3 separate regions of the Homo sapiens genome follow, and regions 2 and 3 are each linked to region 1. Evidence: read pairs that join two places in POLR2A ChIA-PET (ENCODE). Cell type or tissue: OCI-LY7. All regions are shown on one strand. Region 1 overlaps AUTS2 (activator of transcription and developmental regulator AUTS2). Region 2 has its middle 190 kb from the start of CT66. Region 3 overlaps AUTS2 (activator of transcription and developmental regulator AUTS2).

Evidence for each region. Peaks named below come from ENCODE experiments on the same cell type or tissue, not always from the same donor. Only the 100,000 strongest peaks of a DNase experiment are listed, where the experiment ranks them.
Region 2: POLR2A ChIA-PET joins it to region 1 with 6 read pairs; 1 of 35 experiments calls an interaction of 5 or more read pairs at or near these places.
Region 3: POLR2A ChIA-PET joins it to region 1 with 6 read pairs; 3 of 35 experiments call an interaction of 5 or more read pairs at or near these places.

The regions. Positions count from the first base shown.
Region 1 is chr7:69,950,726-69,955,725 of GRCh38, reverse strand. The region is part of intron 2 of AUTS2 (activator of transcription and developmental regulator AUTS2); the gene reads right to left. Among named protein-coding and RNA genes, the nearest start is that of AUTS2, 350 kb to the right of the region's middle. In OCI-LY7, no CTCF peak of the experiment used is centred here; DNase peaks (open chromatin) are centred at 1,875, 2,215 and 2,715; H3K4me3 peaks cover 2,662 bases; H3K27ac peaks cover 3,736 bases.
Region 2 is chr7:69,410,081-69,415,080 of GRCh38, reverse strand. No RefSeq gene overlaps it. Among named protein-coding and RNA genes, the nearest start is that of CT66, 190 kb to the left of the region's middle. In OCI-LY7, no CTCF peak of the experiment used is centred here; a DNase peak (open chromatin) is centred at 2,230.
Region 3 is chr7:69,841,612-69,846,611 of GRCh38, reverse strand. The region is part of intron 1 of AUTS2 (activator of transcription and developmental regulator AUTS2); the gene reads right to left. Among named protein-coding and RNA genes, the nearest start is that of AUTS2, 250 kb to the right of the region's middle. RefSeq lists an enhancer at 2,588-2,697. In OCI-LY7, no CTCF peak of the experiment used is centred here; DNase peaks (open chromatin) are centred at 621, 1,191, 1,921 and 2,731; H3K4me3 peaks cover 2,339 bases; H3K27ac peaks cover 1,440 bases.

The sequences.
Region 1 (5,000 bases):
GGCCATACAGGGAATTGAGGCCCTAAACTTTGGGTTGGCATGCAAGTTGCCAGGTGAAAGTTGTTAAGGGGAGGGTGTTAATTGAAAATGCTATATAAACTGCATGCTGTTTGCAAAGCGGCTGCAGTTTTCCTGCCCAGCCCTCTGCCACTGAGCGGTGCCAGTATGTTGTCCAGTCTGCCACCACTGGACTCTCTCCCCTGTATGTAAGCCCCTAATAAAACCCCATGTCTCATTTGCTGGCTCTGGGTCTCTTCTCAGCCTCTTGAAGCTGGTGCCTTCCCTACTGAGATGAATAGAGGTTCAGCACAACAGATGATTTCTTCTTAAACTGGAGAAGTAGAGAACCTTGTTATGGAAGCTAAACACACAACAAGACATATAGCAAAGATAAGCATAGGAGAAGGCACTGTCCAGAGGTTTATGCATCCTGACCTAACTGGCAAGTCCTCTTTGATAGCAGAAGAGATAATGGTCTGTAAAGGAACACAGGTGTTGAGAAACCTTAACAGCACCCTCCCTCCCTACCACCTCTGAACACACCCTTGAGGCTACAGAAAATATAAGCAAAAGAAATGAAATACTGTTTTTAAAAACACCCCTTCTTAATATCCAGCTTCCTACAGCACAGCTTTCATTATTCATGAAGACAGCCTAAGCAATTTGTAAGCAATATGCAAAATATATTTACTTGGAAATTCAGGAAAATTCACATGGTGTTACAGAACAAATGCAAGTTGATTTATGTAGAAGTTCCACTTAAGAGCTGTTCCAGCCATCATGATGGGTTCTTACAGACAACCCCCAAAATCCATTTGGCTTCTCCAAAGGCTAGATTAGCTCTAATAATCCTAAAATATTAGACACCAAACATGAAACCCTTGCTCAGTGCAGACTGAAGACCACAAATGCCACTAATGATTGAACTGGGATCACTTGAATTTCTCAAATAGCCCCAAAGATAAAGGTTCTAAACCTGGTTGGGCCACTGACCAGCTTTATGACCTTGCATAAGGCAAAACTTCGAACTTCTCTTTTCCCATGTACAAAATAATGAAGCTGTCCAAAAATAACAAACTGGCGTTCTGTTTTATTTGGCCAGCACATTACTTTTTACAAAATGGTTTTGAGAACAAGGCACCATTCTCGCAGCAACTGGGGGGCCAAGGCAGGAGAATCACTTAAGCCCAGGAGTTCGAGCCTACAGTGAGCTATGATCATGCCACTGCATTCCAGTCTGGGCAACAAAGCTAGACTTCATCTCTAAAAATAAAAATTAGGCCAGGCATGGCGGTATATACCTGTAGTCCTAACTACTTGGGAGGCTGAGATGGCGGGACTGCTTGAGCCCAGGAGTTTGAGGTTGCAGTGAGCTATGATAGCACCACTGCACTCTAACCTGAGCAACAGAGCGAGATCCTAGCTCTAAAAAAATTAAAAATTAAAATAACTGGGTTTGAGTATATAATATTGTTAACTATAGTCACTATGTGGCATAAATAAAATTTGCTAAGAAGGTAGATACTAAGTATTCTCACTATAAAAAGAAAAGCGGTAACTATGTGGAGTGATTGATTAGTTTGATTTTGAATATTCACAATGTATACTTATATATCTCATAATCAAGCTATATACCTTAAATATATGTAAATACTTTAATTATCAACTATACCTCAGTAAAGCTACGGGGTGGGGAAGAATGGAGCAAACACTCTGCAGTCTGTCATAGGCTCCACCTCTCTCTAATAGAGAGGAAATCATAAGGGAATAGCTGCACAAATATGTTATCTGCTCAGCTGTGAGGTATATGCAGACAGATGCAGGGGAAGGCCAGCCCTTGACTCTAAAGTAGGAACTCAGTAAGGGCCCAAACAACTCTTGTTTCCAGCTGAAAGTAGTTGGGGGGGTACTAATATTACCTTCAGACCTCTTCCTCAGCAACTGACCTGAAGTTAAGTGCTCAGTCAAGCTTATGAAAAAATAGAGAACAAGGTATTTCTATGAAGAAATTTCTACAAAAAAAGAATTTCTAACGGCTTATGTACCCAAAGAGTTCTAGTATCTCTGCCTGCAGTTTCTGCTACTGGCTGGCCACCCTTCCAATGAATGGGAAATAAACAGAAGGCTGGGTCTCCCCAGATGTTGGAGAGCATTCCAGCTGCCGAACACAACCTGTTTGTAATTTTCTACTCAACCATCAGAATGAAAACACAAACCTTCAGAAAAACAGGCCCTTAAACTTCCTCCTTACTGCTGTTAGTGGTTTCTTTAATCTTTTAAGCTCTTGGGCTTAATACAGCAGCTGCCATCAAGAGTACTTATTGTTGCTGAGAATAGAAGGAAAGAAAAAAAAATCATACTAAATTCAGAAACGTGGATTTCCATTCTGCCAGAATCTAGGCTAAATGGCAGGGGTGAGGGGGACACAGTGATAATGGGAATCAGAAAGAATCACCACGTGGAAGCAGACTGGCTTGAAAGGGGCATCAGGCGTGTCTAGTGTGCTTAGGGAATTACTTTAACTCCTCACACCCCACCATTCTCCAGTTCCAACACTAAGTGCCATCCTTTTAGGACAAGATCTCTTAACAGATTCTTATCAAACAACATTGAGATAGGTTTTATGTAAATAAAGCACATGAACCCTTCTCTAGAACATGCCACTAATTTAGGGGAGGGAGGAGGGAAATTCAAAATGTAAATATCCTCAAATGTCATGGCTACACAACTTGAGCATAGGAAGAAACACATTTCCTGTCATCTAATGCAGTGATCCTCAAATGTGTCCAAAGTGCCCTCCATAGCAGAAAAGACTGATCACAAAACAAGGGATATCTATCTGTGGCCTGCTGTATGGACAATATTTCTTTCATTTTTGTGTTAATATCTTTAACACTATATGAAGATATATGAGTTCCTTTCAGTCTTTAATATGTTTGCTTAAGTATAAAATTAATGTCTTACCAAAAGCCTCAAGTGAATAGATATGAAAGGCAGGAAGATATGCCTGTTGTGTCCCTTGGGTGTTTATACTGTGACTTCATGTAGGTCCTAGTATATTGTCACATTTTCCAAAAAACACACAAGGAAACATGATCTAGTCCAATGCTACAGTTCTGATAACAGGGAAAAATAAGACCCACAGAGGCAGAAACTCATGCCCAAAGTCACACAACTTAGATATTTAACCCAGTATTACAACTACTAGTTCAATGGAATGCACTTTTCACTAATTTACAATGATCCTGCATATTAGCTTATAAATAGTAGAGGTAAACGAAAAAGCTTACTACTTAAGAATTAACTCCCTCCCTCAAAATTGCCCAAACCTTGCCAACCTTTGAGGGGGAGTCCCAGGACACATGCTGCTGCCCATGAACTATCTGCATTTGGAATCACATTAACATCTTAATAATTTAGTGAATGTTCAGCATTAATTACTTTCATTTGGTTAATTTAATATCATTTTTCCATCTTTATGACAAAAAGTATGGGTACACAAAAACATTTAAAGGACAAAGTAAACACCACAAATATAAATTTACACTTTCAGACTTTAACAGTTTTTGGAAGCAAAAAAATATAAATATTAGCCCTTGAGAGAAAACTACAAAAAAAAGGGTTCAATCCTTAGAAATAAAAAATGGCCATAAAAGTGCAGTAAAAAATAATTAGCAACGAAGGTACCTAGAATTTAAATCTGAGCACTTTCTCTTTAGGTAAATCGAGTAAAAATCACAAAACATAAAGTAACTGAAATAATCTGTTTTTCCTTCTTTCTAAATAAAACTGAAGGTCTTTCAAATCAGTTTTCCAGATTTTGAGCCAGGGGAAGAAGCCTTCAAATGGACCCAACACACAAATAATCGAGAGTTAAAGCCACATTTTTCCTCTCTAAAATAACTGACCTTTTTTCTTATATCAATAGTTCATTAGCTAATGGATACCCCTAATGAATTCCTGTTGAAAGGAAAAATCAGCTACAATCACACTTCACAGTGCAAGTCCCACAGGAACAATGAAAAACCCAGCTGCCATCTTGGAATCCTGGAATCGCCTCTTCTGATGAGGCTCCCCGTGGTCATTTTAAAAAGCATAAAAGTGTTCATTATCCCACAGGCTGTTTCTCAAACAGCCTTAGCTAATTCTCTGTGTGGATTTACTGAGTCCTCAAAAAAGCCAAATGCAAAACGGATGGCTTCTGTCCACTATCTCTGGTATTAGAGAGGCTCATCATATCCACCCTCAGTTTTCCATGGTTCCAGATGCTTTATCAGGTAGCATGGACTCTGCCTGGCCCTGCAGTTTCAGAGCACAAACTGACGAAAAGAAAATACAATCCTGATCAGAACAAGAACTGAGAAACTAGAATTCTTCCTGTTCTCTGAAGACTAAAAACTTACAATGCTACTCTTGAAGCAAAAAAAAAAGCCTGAAGACTCAAGAGTGGACCAGTGGTTGGAAGGAGGTTGAGATCACCATACCTCATAATTAGCTGAAACAACTTAGGAAGCCATTTTAAAGAAGTTCTGTTGACAAATTATAAAAACTATTTTTGCTGAGTCAAATACAATTGCAACAATATTGAAATCTACAATAAAATATTTATCTAAAGCAATCACTGTTGGAAATAAAAAAAGTTATTCCTTGCAAATTTACAGCCATACTCACTGCTATAACCTTCTCCAAATCCACCCTTTCTTCCCTCTCCCCATTCCTCATGAGCAGGGAGCCTTTAAAAAAAAAGAGAGAAAGAGAGAGACAGGTCTTGCTATGTTGTCCTGGCTGGTCTCAAACTCCTGGGCTCAAGCGATCTGCTCACCTCAGCCTCCCAAAGTGCTGAAATCACACAGACGTAAGCCACCGCACCCGACCAAATCCACCCTTTCTAAGATGGGATCTGTACTAAATATGTAAATGTAGTACTTATTGCAACGGCATGACTTTGCCATCCATGGATGGCTCCATTCCTCTTCTTTATTCACACTCCTAGAAAATCC
Region 2 (5,000 bases), 540 kb after region 1:
TGGCCTTTGGGTCTCCACCTGTGAGGAGCTCCAAAGGCAGAAATAAATTTCTGGAGCTTGGCAGATGGCGGTGAAGAGATGAGCATGACTCATAGTTGAAGCGTTGAGTGTTAAATTGCTGCTTCTGAGGGGCCACTGGAAGGTGGTGGGAGGCAGAAGATGAGGGGATCAAATCATTCTATTATGAAGACACTTGCACACATACGTTCACCATAGCACTATTTACAATAGCAAAGACATGGTTCAACCTAAATACCCAACAGCGACAGACTGGATAAAGAAAATGTGGTACATATACACCATGGAATACTATGCAGCCATAAAAAAGAACAAGATCATGTCCTTTGCATGGACGTGGCTGGAGCTGGAGGCCATTATCCTTAGTGAACTAACACAGGAACAGAAAACCAAATATCGCATATTCTCATTTATAAGTGGTAGCTAAATGATGAGAACACGTGGACAAATAGAGGGAAATGGCACACACTGGGACCTTTCAGAGAGTGGAGGGTGGGAGGAGGGAGAGGATTAGGAAAAATAACTAATGAGTACTAGGCTTAATACCTGGGTGATGAAATGATCTGTACAACAATCCCTCATGACACAAGTTTACCTATGTCACAAACCCATACTTGTACCCCTGAACTTAAAATAAAGGTTAAGACCAGCCGGGCGCGGTGGCTCATGCCTGTAATCTCAGCACTTTGGGAGGCCGAGGTGGGTGGATCACGAGCTCAGGAGATCAAGACCATTCTGGCTAACCCTGTCTCTACTAAAAATACAAAAAATAGCCGGGTGTGGTGGCAGGAGCCTGTAGTTCCAGCTACTAGGGAGGCTGAGGCAGGAGAATGGCGTGAACCTGGGAGGCGGAGCTTGCACTGAGCCAAGGTGGCGCCACTGCACTCCAGCCTGGGTGACAGAGCGAGACTCCATCTCAAAAAATAAATAAATAAAATAAAATAAAATAAAATAAAATAAAATAAAATAAAATAAAATAAAATAAAGGTTAAGATCCCTCCCTCCACAAAAAAACCCCACAAAGTATTATCAAGAAAGAGAAGGTGGTAAGTTGCAGGGACTCATGCCTGTAATCCCAGCACTTTGGGAGGCTGAGGTGGGCAGATTGCTTGAGGTCAGGAGTTCAAGACCAGCCTGGGCAACGTGGCAAAACCCTGTCTCTACAAAAAACACAAAAATTTGTTAGGCGTGTTGGACAAAGGTTCAGGATGAAGTTAGTGAACCAGGTGAAGGTGTCAGAAATCTGTTCTTGGTGTAGTTGTTTCCATCGTAGGCTAAGGCCACTGCAAATGTGGAGACACTGAAACAGTGGTAGATTTCACCTGTATGGAACCAACTGGGGGTACTGCATAGAGCATGGTTCTCACACTGCAGACTGTTAAAGCCCCTGGGGGGCTTTTAAAGATCCCCATGCCCAGGCCACGTCATAACAAATCAGAATCTCTGCAGGGGCACCCGGGCATCAGCACTCTTTAAAGTTCCCCAGGTGATTTCAACGTGCAGCCACATTGAGACGGAGTGGCATAGCGTTAAGAGACCGGACCTGAAGGCACCTGTTCCATGCTGGCACTAGCACTTTACGAATTATGCGATCTTGGACACATTGCTTAACTTCTCTGAGCTTCAGTTGTTCAGATAGAATTTAAAGGGATTGGACTGGCCGGGCGCGGTGGCTCATGCCTGTAATCCCAGCACTTTGGAAAGCCGAGGTGGGAGGATCACTTGAGCCCAGGAGTTTAAGACCAGCATGGCCAACATGGTGAAACCTCGTCTCTACTAAAAATAACAAAAATTAGCCAGATGTGGTAGTGCACACCTATAATTCCAGCTACTCAGGAGGCTGACGCAGGAGAATGGCTTGAACCCGGGAGGCAGAGGTTGCAGTGAACCGAGATCGTGCCACTGCATTCCAGTCTGGGTGACAGAGCAAGACTGTCTCAAAAAATAAAAATAAATAAATAAATAAATAAATAAATAAATAAATAAATAAAGGAGTTAGGCTAAACGATCTTATTGGTGGTTTAAAAAAATGGCCACAAAATTCTTTGAGAGGTAGGGTCTCTGCCCCTCCCATGGAATCTGGACTCTGGGACTGCTTGGTCAATAGAAAACGGCAGACGTGATGCTGCTCTGGATTCCAGTATCCGTCTTCAGAAACCAACAGCTTCTACTTCCTGCCTTGTGGGACACTTGCTTCTCGAAAGCAGCCACCAGGCTGAGCAGCCCAGGTCACATGGAGAGACCGTGTGTAGAGAGTGACGTGAGTGCAATAGCTTTAGATGATATCAGTCCCAGCCATTGAGTCATTCTCAGCCTTTGAGCCTTTGTAGCTGATGCCTTGGATAGACGCGGTAGAGCAGAGACAAGCTGTCCCCATGGTGTCCTGCCCAAATTCCTCACCCACTGTGTCCATGAGCAGAATGAACTTGGTATTTTTCTTTGTGAAGTTTTTGGGTGGGTAGTTATGCAGCAAAGATAATTACAACAATCTTTAACCTGCACATTTAAGGAGTATTACAGAGTCATAGTATAGGGGAATGTTTGAGAGGGTAAACTCTGGAGGCAGACAGTCTAGGTTTAAATCCTGGTGTCATTTTTCTCTAGCTGTGTGAATTTGGATAATTACTTACCCTTTCTTTCTTTCTTTTTTTTTTTTTTTTGGAGAGACATGATCTTGCTCTGTCACCCAGGCTGGAGTGCAGTGGTGCCATCATAGCTCACTGCAGCCTCCAACTCCTGGGCTCAAGGATCTTCCCACCTCAGTCTCCCAAGTAGCTGGGACTACAGGTACACACCACCATACTCGGCTAATTTTTAGATTTTTCTTTTTGTAGAGATAGGGAGGAGGGGGTCTCCCTGTGTTGCCCAGGCTGGCCCCGAACTTCTGGCCTCAAACAATCCTCCTGCCTCAGCCTCCCAAAGTGGTGGGATTACAGGTGTGAGCCACAGTACCCAGCGCTACCTACCCTTTCTAGGTCTCGCTTCCTCCATCTGAAATGGGATAATAGTCATTTAAATCATAGGGTTGTTGTGAGGATTAAATAACTTAATATTAAGGTGTTAATATTAATGCTTAATCTGGGACTTAAGGAGTGAGTCTGCAGTGATTCTGAGAATGATGGTGATAAAGAAGGTGGCTCAGCCTTGTGTGCTCTGTAGCTTGCAAGATGTTTGGGGGTGGCCTGGGGTGGTGGGGGCTGCTGCATAAACTGAGCGTGATGTGCATTTTCCTGGTGCGTGTTCCACGTTGCTAAGTACATGCAGAGATACACATTGTTCTTAACGATTCAGCAGGTGTTCAAAGGCACCTTGGGAGTGTGTAGCATGTCTCTGGACCTGTCACTGTCACATTGCTCAGAAATTGGATTCTGCAGGGTGGAAACATGTGGCTTGTTGGCAAGGCAACTGGTTCAGAGCAGGGACATTCCCAGGCTAAGAGAGTGCGCCTTGTCCATTGGGTTACAGCCCTCATAAAAGCCTGTTTGAGTGTTTGTTTGTTTGTTTTGATATGGAGTCTCGCTCTTTCACCCAGGCTGGAGTGCAGTGGTGCATTCTCAGCACACTGCAACATCCGCCTCTTGGGTTCCAGCGATTCTCCTGCCTCAGCCTCCCGATTAATTGGTGTTTGCATTCTTTTCTGGATGCTCTGAGACATCGGACCACTGCGAGTGGTGAGGGGAGGATGGCTCCAGCTGCGCTCCTTTCTTATACACCCTGGCTGCTAAAATCAAGCATCAGACCCACAAAGTGTGGGAAATGCTGGACCTGGTGGAGGAGGGAGGCCACGCAGCCCCGAGCACTTCTGACTTTGGTCTTTTTTGCCTCCACATAGATGGAGACCCGAGAGAGGGTTTGTCTGTACTTCTGCATTTGAGGTCATCAATTTCCATTTAAAAACCAGAAGTGGGCTGGGCTCTGTGGCTCATGCCTGTAATCTCAGCACTTTGGGAGCACCAGGAGGGTGGATTACCTGAGGTCAGGAATTCGAGACCAGCCTAGCCAACATGGTGAAACCCCATCTCCACTAAAAATACAAAAAGTAGTCAGGCATGGTAGTGGACCCCTGTGATCCCAGCTACTTGGGAGGCTGAGGCAGGAGAATCGCTTGGACCCGGGAGGTGGAGGTTGCAGTGAGCCGAGGTTGCGCCACCGAACTCAGCCTGGGCGACAGAGTGAGACTCTGTCTCAAAACAAAAAACAAAACACAAAACCAAAAAACCCAAAAACAATCTTTGTCTTTTTGAGCTCCAGTCAGGAGAGACATAGATAAAAAATAAAATGTGGTTTATTAGTGATAAGTGCTGTGTAGAAAATAAAGCAGGGAAGAAAGATGGAAACTTACAGAGTCGGAGACTGTTTGAGTTTTAAATACCACGCAGGGAAGACCCTGATGAGAGGGTGACGTTTGAATCAAGTCTTGAAAGAGGTGAAGAAGTGAGCCATGAAGTTGCCTGGGGGAAAAGCCTTCTGTGTAAAAGCTAGCAGCCCGGGTAACTGCCCAGGGAGGGTGCCTGGTGTGTTTGAGAAAACAGCAAGGAGGCCGGTGTAGCTGGCCTGGTACGGGTGAGGGTGAGAAGAATGGGAATGAGGAAACTGTGACTTCAGGACCAGATCATCTACAACCTTGTGGGTCATTCCAAGGACTGTGGCTTTTACTCTGAGTGAAATGGGAAGCCCATGGAAGGTTTAGAGCAGCAGAGGGATAGGATCCCATTGAATTTGTAAAAACTGAATTAAAAAAATTAAAAACACACCATGTTGGGAGGCCGAGGCGGGTGGATCATGAGGTCAAGAGGTCGAGACCATCCTGGCCAACATGGTGAAACCCTGTCTCTACTAAAAATACAAAAATTAGCCAGGCGTGGTGGCGGGCACCTATAGTCCCAGCTACTCGGGAGGCTGAGGCAGGAGAATCGCTTGAACCCGGGAGGCAGAGGTTGCAGTGAGCCGAGATCATGCTATTGCACTCCAGCCTGGCAACA
Region 3 (5,000 bases), 110 kb after region 1:
ACAGAGGGAGACTCTGTCTCCAGAAAAAGGGGAAGAAAGTTGCTGTGGGGATTAAATGAAACAATACCTGTAAAGCACTTAGTGTAACACCCGACACATAGGGAGTGCTCAAAAGATGTTGGTATTTATTATGAATATCGTATTATGGATTCTGGGCCCAATGCCAGGCATATATTAAAGAAAGGAGTGAAGTAAAGGAAGCACATGACAAGAGAAGTTCAGTGGCTCAAGTCTCTGCAAAGCCACCTTCCAAATATTGTTCTTAGAAATTCTGGATGACTGCAAACCCAACAAAAGCCACAAAGTAATAAGACTGCCAAAAAGGCTAATGTGGTCTTGGCTTGCATTAAGAGAGTCACAGAGTCCAGAATAATCATAGAGTGGTCAACTACGTTTTTTTCTGTACACTCTCAGACTACAACTGTCAGTGGTAAACTTTGTGAATATCAATATGCCTAGAAGCAAAATGCATGTAGAATATATTAACAAAAGGCACAGACCAAAAAAAAAAAATCCCAAATAAACTTGAAAGAAATCATAAAACTTGAGAGTGAGAAAAGAGGGAAGTGGTCATTTAGTCTGAATCCTCATCCTGTCATAAAGCAACAGGGGAGCAGTGAAGCTCCTCATCATGAACCTCTTAAAAGCAGGAACTGTGTATCATTATTGTTACCTCAAGTGGCTGCCCAGAACCAGAATGTCCACAGTCAGTGTCAGAACAGAATTGCAGCCCCAGGCACCTGCATCCCAGGAGTTGTGCTGACTACATCAGCACTGCCTTTGATTGGATTGGTGGAAAACAGAGAAGAGGAAAGAGTACAGAAGAAAGAATCTGGGATGTCCTGACAAACTCGTCTCACCTCCAGCTTGCTCTAGGGTCAGCAGAGGGCCACCCTATGCAGTGGTAGTTCACCAGCACAGCTTTAGAGAACTGGACCCTCCCTTCGTTCACAAACACTCCCCTCCCTGCTATGATTTCTGCAGGAATAGGCCAAAATTACCAACTTTCCTTTTCCTGATTTATTTCTGATTCATGTAATCGTAGTCACTTACAAACCAAGGATGCACTAAAGTCCAGGGAAGACATGCATTTTATGCACCTTTACTTCACACAAGAGCATCACTGTGGCAGACAATAACCATTGCCCTTCTTAGCTAATAAAAATAGAGCCCCAAGTTTCTGAGAGAGGCAATGAGACGAGCCTCAGGAAATCAAGCATGAGTGATCTACGCCAATCAAGGTCTTCTTGATTCTCTTTGCCAGTTTGAGGGCAGGGATAACGGAGTGGTAATGTGACCCAAGTCTGGTCAATGAGACATAAAGGCAAGTCTTCTGTAGGCTTTGAGGAAAAATCATCTTCTCTGATAAAAAGGAGGAAAAAGGTACCAGGAAGATTCTTTTGCTCCTGGCATCCCATCTTCTTGTTTTAGATGCCATGAAGAAATTATTCTGAAACAATGGCAGCCATCTTATAATCATGAGGTCAGAAGCCTGAAGGTGAATTCTAACACACTTTGAATAGCAGAGGGAAACGAAGGATGAACACAGCCTCTGAATAAACCCTGGGCCTCCTATTCCCATCTTCTTGCCACCATACTTTGTTAGATGGGTTTTCCATTACTCATAATTGAAAGCATCTTATTTATGTCCATCTCCACAATCCTATTATGTCCATTTCACAGGACCAGAAAAATGAATTTTTAGAAATTTAAATAATTTTATAGGACTGAGAGAGGCCATACTGTGCACTGAACACACTGTTAGGTAGTATGTAACACAATTCGGGGTCAAATGGAAGGGGAGTAGAGGGATTAAGATTCCTAAATGCCAGGGCTAAGATCTACCGATAAAACTAAAGGAATTCAAACATTCTACCGTGCTCTAAGAAACAACAGATCTAGAGAGCTGAGGTCCCAGGGGTGCAGCTTGTGTTCTTGAAAAACCCTGAGTGTTTCACTTAGTCAAATATTATGCTTCTGCTTTTTAAATATTTCCATTTAAATGTAGATTTTGACCTTCTCTCCAATGAAATATTAATATGAGTATAAAATATATATTACTCATATCTGAAAGAGGGTCTCTTTCCAGTGTCTGTCATGTTTCCTCTCTGGTGTCTTGGAATGACTTCTGAAAACCATGACAGTTTTATCTGCTGCACCCATCTCTGCCAAATGTCTCACTGAATGACTGAAAGCTAGAAGACCACATCTTTCTCAGGCACATTTTGGATTTGTTTGCATGTGTCTGTTTAATTTATTTCATTCGGTTATCAGTAAGACTGGTTTCCTTATAGCAATAACCATTTAAGTACCAGGTGGGCAAAAATGAAAACTGTCTCCAGCAATATAATAAAAAGGAAAGGCTTATTTCATTTAAAAATCTCCTTTCCTAAATAAGTAGCCCATACTAACATTAACTGGGGTTTCTATTTCTTTCTAATAACTGTAGCCCATTAAGTGGAATAGCAGATTTTTTTTTAATCACACATTGCTCTACCGATTCAGCTTTATCATCTTCAGTATTCAATCAGCCAAATGATGAATAGGGGAATAAGCAGAGTAACGAGGATTGGCTGGTATGTGAATTTTTCCTTATTTATTTCTATCACAGTCTTAATAACTCTCACATGATACAAAGATACTATTTATCAGGCCACTTGAAAAGCAGAACTGTCCCCAGCATTGAGCGCTCAAGTAAAAAGAAGATTGTATTCAAGAGCTGAAATATCTAGTTTCACATCTTATCTTCTTAGTTGTGGACCTTCATGCAAATTCCTTCATCTCTCTGAATCTCAGTTTCCTCTTCTCTAAAATGGACACAGCATGTTTACCTCACAGTTGTGCTGCAAAGACTAGTTGATTACCATTTGAGCTAGGGCCATGAGAAGGTTACCACACTGGTAAACAAAACATCTCAGAAACTAGCCTCTGAGGAAATCTAAAATATTCACATTCCCCCTGGTACTCTACAACCAGGTCAGCCATCAACCACCACAGATTACTGCTTTGTCTGTATCATCCCCATGCATTCCTTTATTCGCCACTTAACATTTTTACTCATTCAACGGAAATTTATACTGCACATCTACTATTTTCCAGGCATTATATCAAGTATCCAGTGTTGAACAATGCAGACATGTCTCCTGTCCTCATGGAGTTTATAATCTTCTCTAACAGACTTCCTAAATTTTGACCTCTTATATATACCTGTTGTTGAAAAACTCTGCCCTAAGAACAAGCCCCTATGCAACCCCTCCCCAATTCTCACTACTCTCCATTCCAACATGAATGCCCCTCCACTAGTCCTGGGACCTAATGAACCCATTTTATTTGGTTTGCCCCTTTACATTTTCATGTAACACTTCTTTAATTCATCTATGAGATATTTCCTGACCACCTCTTGCAGGTCCATTGGAAGAGCTGAAGTCTACCTGACTTCAAATGCTATTCTGAATACCTCTCTTTCAGGTATGGATCCTATCCTTGAATCACTTTATCTTACTTCCAGACAGCTCAGAGTCACCTGTCACTGAGTGTAACAAGGGACTAACTGCAGCCCTTTGCCCACACTGCCTGGATACCATCCTGCCCCCACCTGGCACATACTCCATTATCAGCCTACAACAGAGCAATACTACACTCAAGCCCCCAGCATCTCTGAGTAAACCCTAGCCATTATGCCTGGCTATCAGTGAGGTTTTATACCTCTCGGAAGTCCTGAGCTGAGACGGGCAACCAGCAGAGAGCCAGCCATTAGGGATCTGCTGCCATTCATCTATTTTTGGTGATGCTACCACTGTGCCCTTGAGTCAAAGCACCTGAATCAAGTCCAGTTGCTGAGATCACAGGACCAGAAGCTCAAACACTTAACTTTAGGCTCTCTGACCAAAAGAATAGTCCCAGTGAAAATACATCTAACACACCCAAATAGGTAAAATAAGAAACACTCACTGGTGTCACTGATGGTTTAGGGCTAGAGAGTTTGAACAAAGTAAACTACTTTTGAAACTCTTCCTTTGAAATTTCCACCAGCATCACAGGACACAAAGAGGGGCAAAGAATATCCCACTACTTCCCTGTCACACACTTCTGTGATCAAAATTTAGTCACTTACTTCATAACATCAGAATAAGCTACAGGAGACTTCAGATGTTTCTCAAAAACAAATCATCTTAAGGCTCTGAGAGAATTCTTAAAGAATATGTTATGAACAGTAAAAGCGTCAACACACAATGTCCTAAGGTATGTGCTTTAAAGAGACTCACAATAATTAGGACAAGTTTATCTGGTCACATGTTCCTTATAAAATCTAATTTTCTTATATTAGCATTTCATCCACTTCTTTGCAAGTCTTTTTTTAAAAAAATCCATTTTATCTACCAAACCATAATATTAAGATGCCAACATATTTCTAGATAAGATATTCTTAAACACCATTCAGATTTCTTGATAAAAAATTCTAGATAAGGCATTCTCAAACAGAAATGCATGCATGAGCTAGAAATCTCAGAAATTACATATAAACTTTTCCTGAATTCACAGCTTTCTCTATGCTGAATATAAATATAAATATAAAACAAACACCCATATGCCTACTATTTAGATTCAAAATTGTTAAAACTTTGCCAAAATCACCTTATCTATGCACTCGTCTCTCTCATGGAACCATGTGAAAGTGAATTGCAGATATGATACTTTCATGAAATACTTAATAAGCAACTCCTAAGAATAAAGATATTTTCCTAACACAACCAAAATACTATCACACCTAAGACATTAAGTTCCTAATGTTATCTGATAGCCAGTCCATATTCAAATTTCTACAACTGCCTCAAACATCTTTTACAGCAGTTATAATTTTTAAGCCAGATCCCATCAAGATTTGTACACTGAATTTGACTGTTATGTTCCCTTAGTCTCTTGTAATCCGGAGTAATACCCACCAGCAATTTGTTTCACGACACTGGCTTTTTGAAAAGATCAGACATACCAGTTTTCTT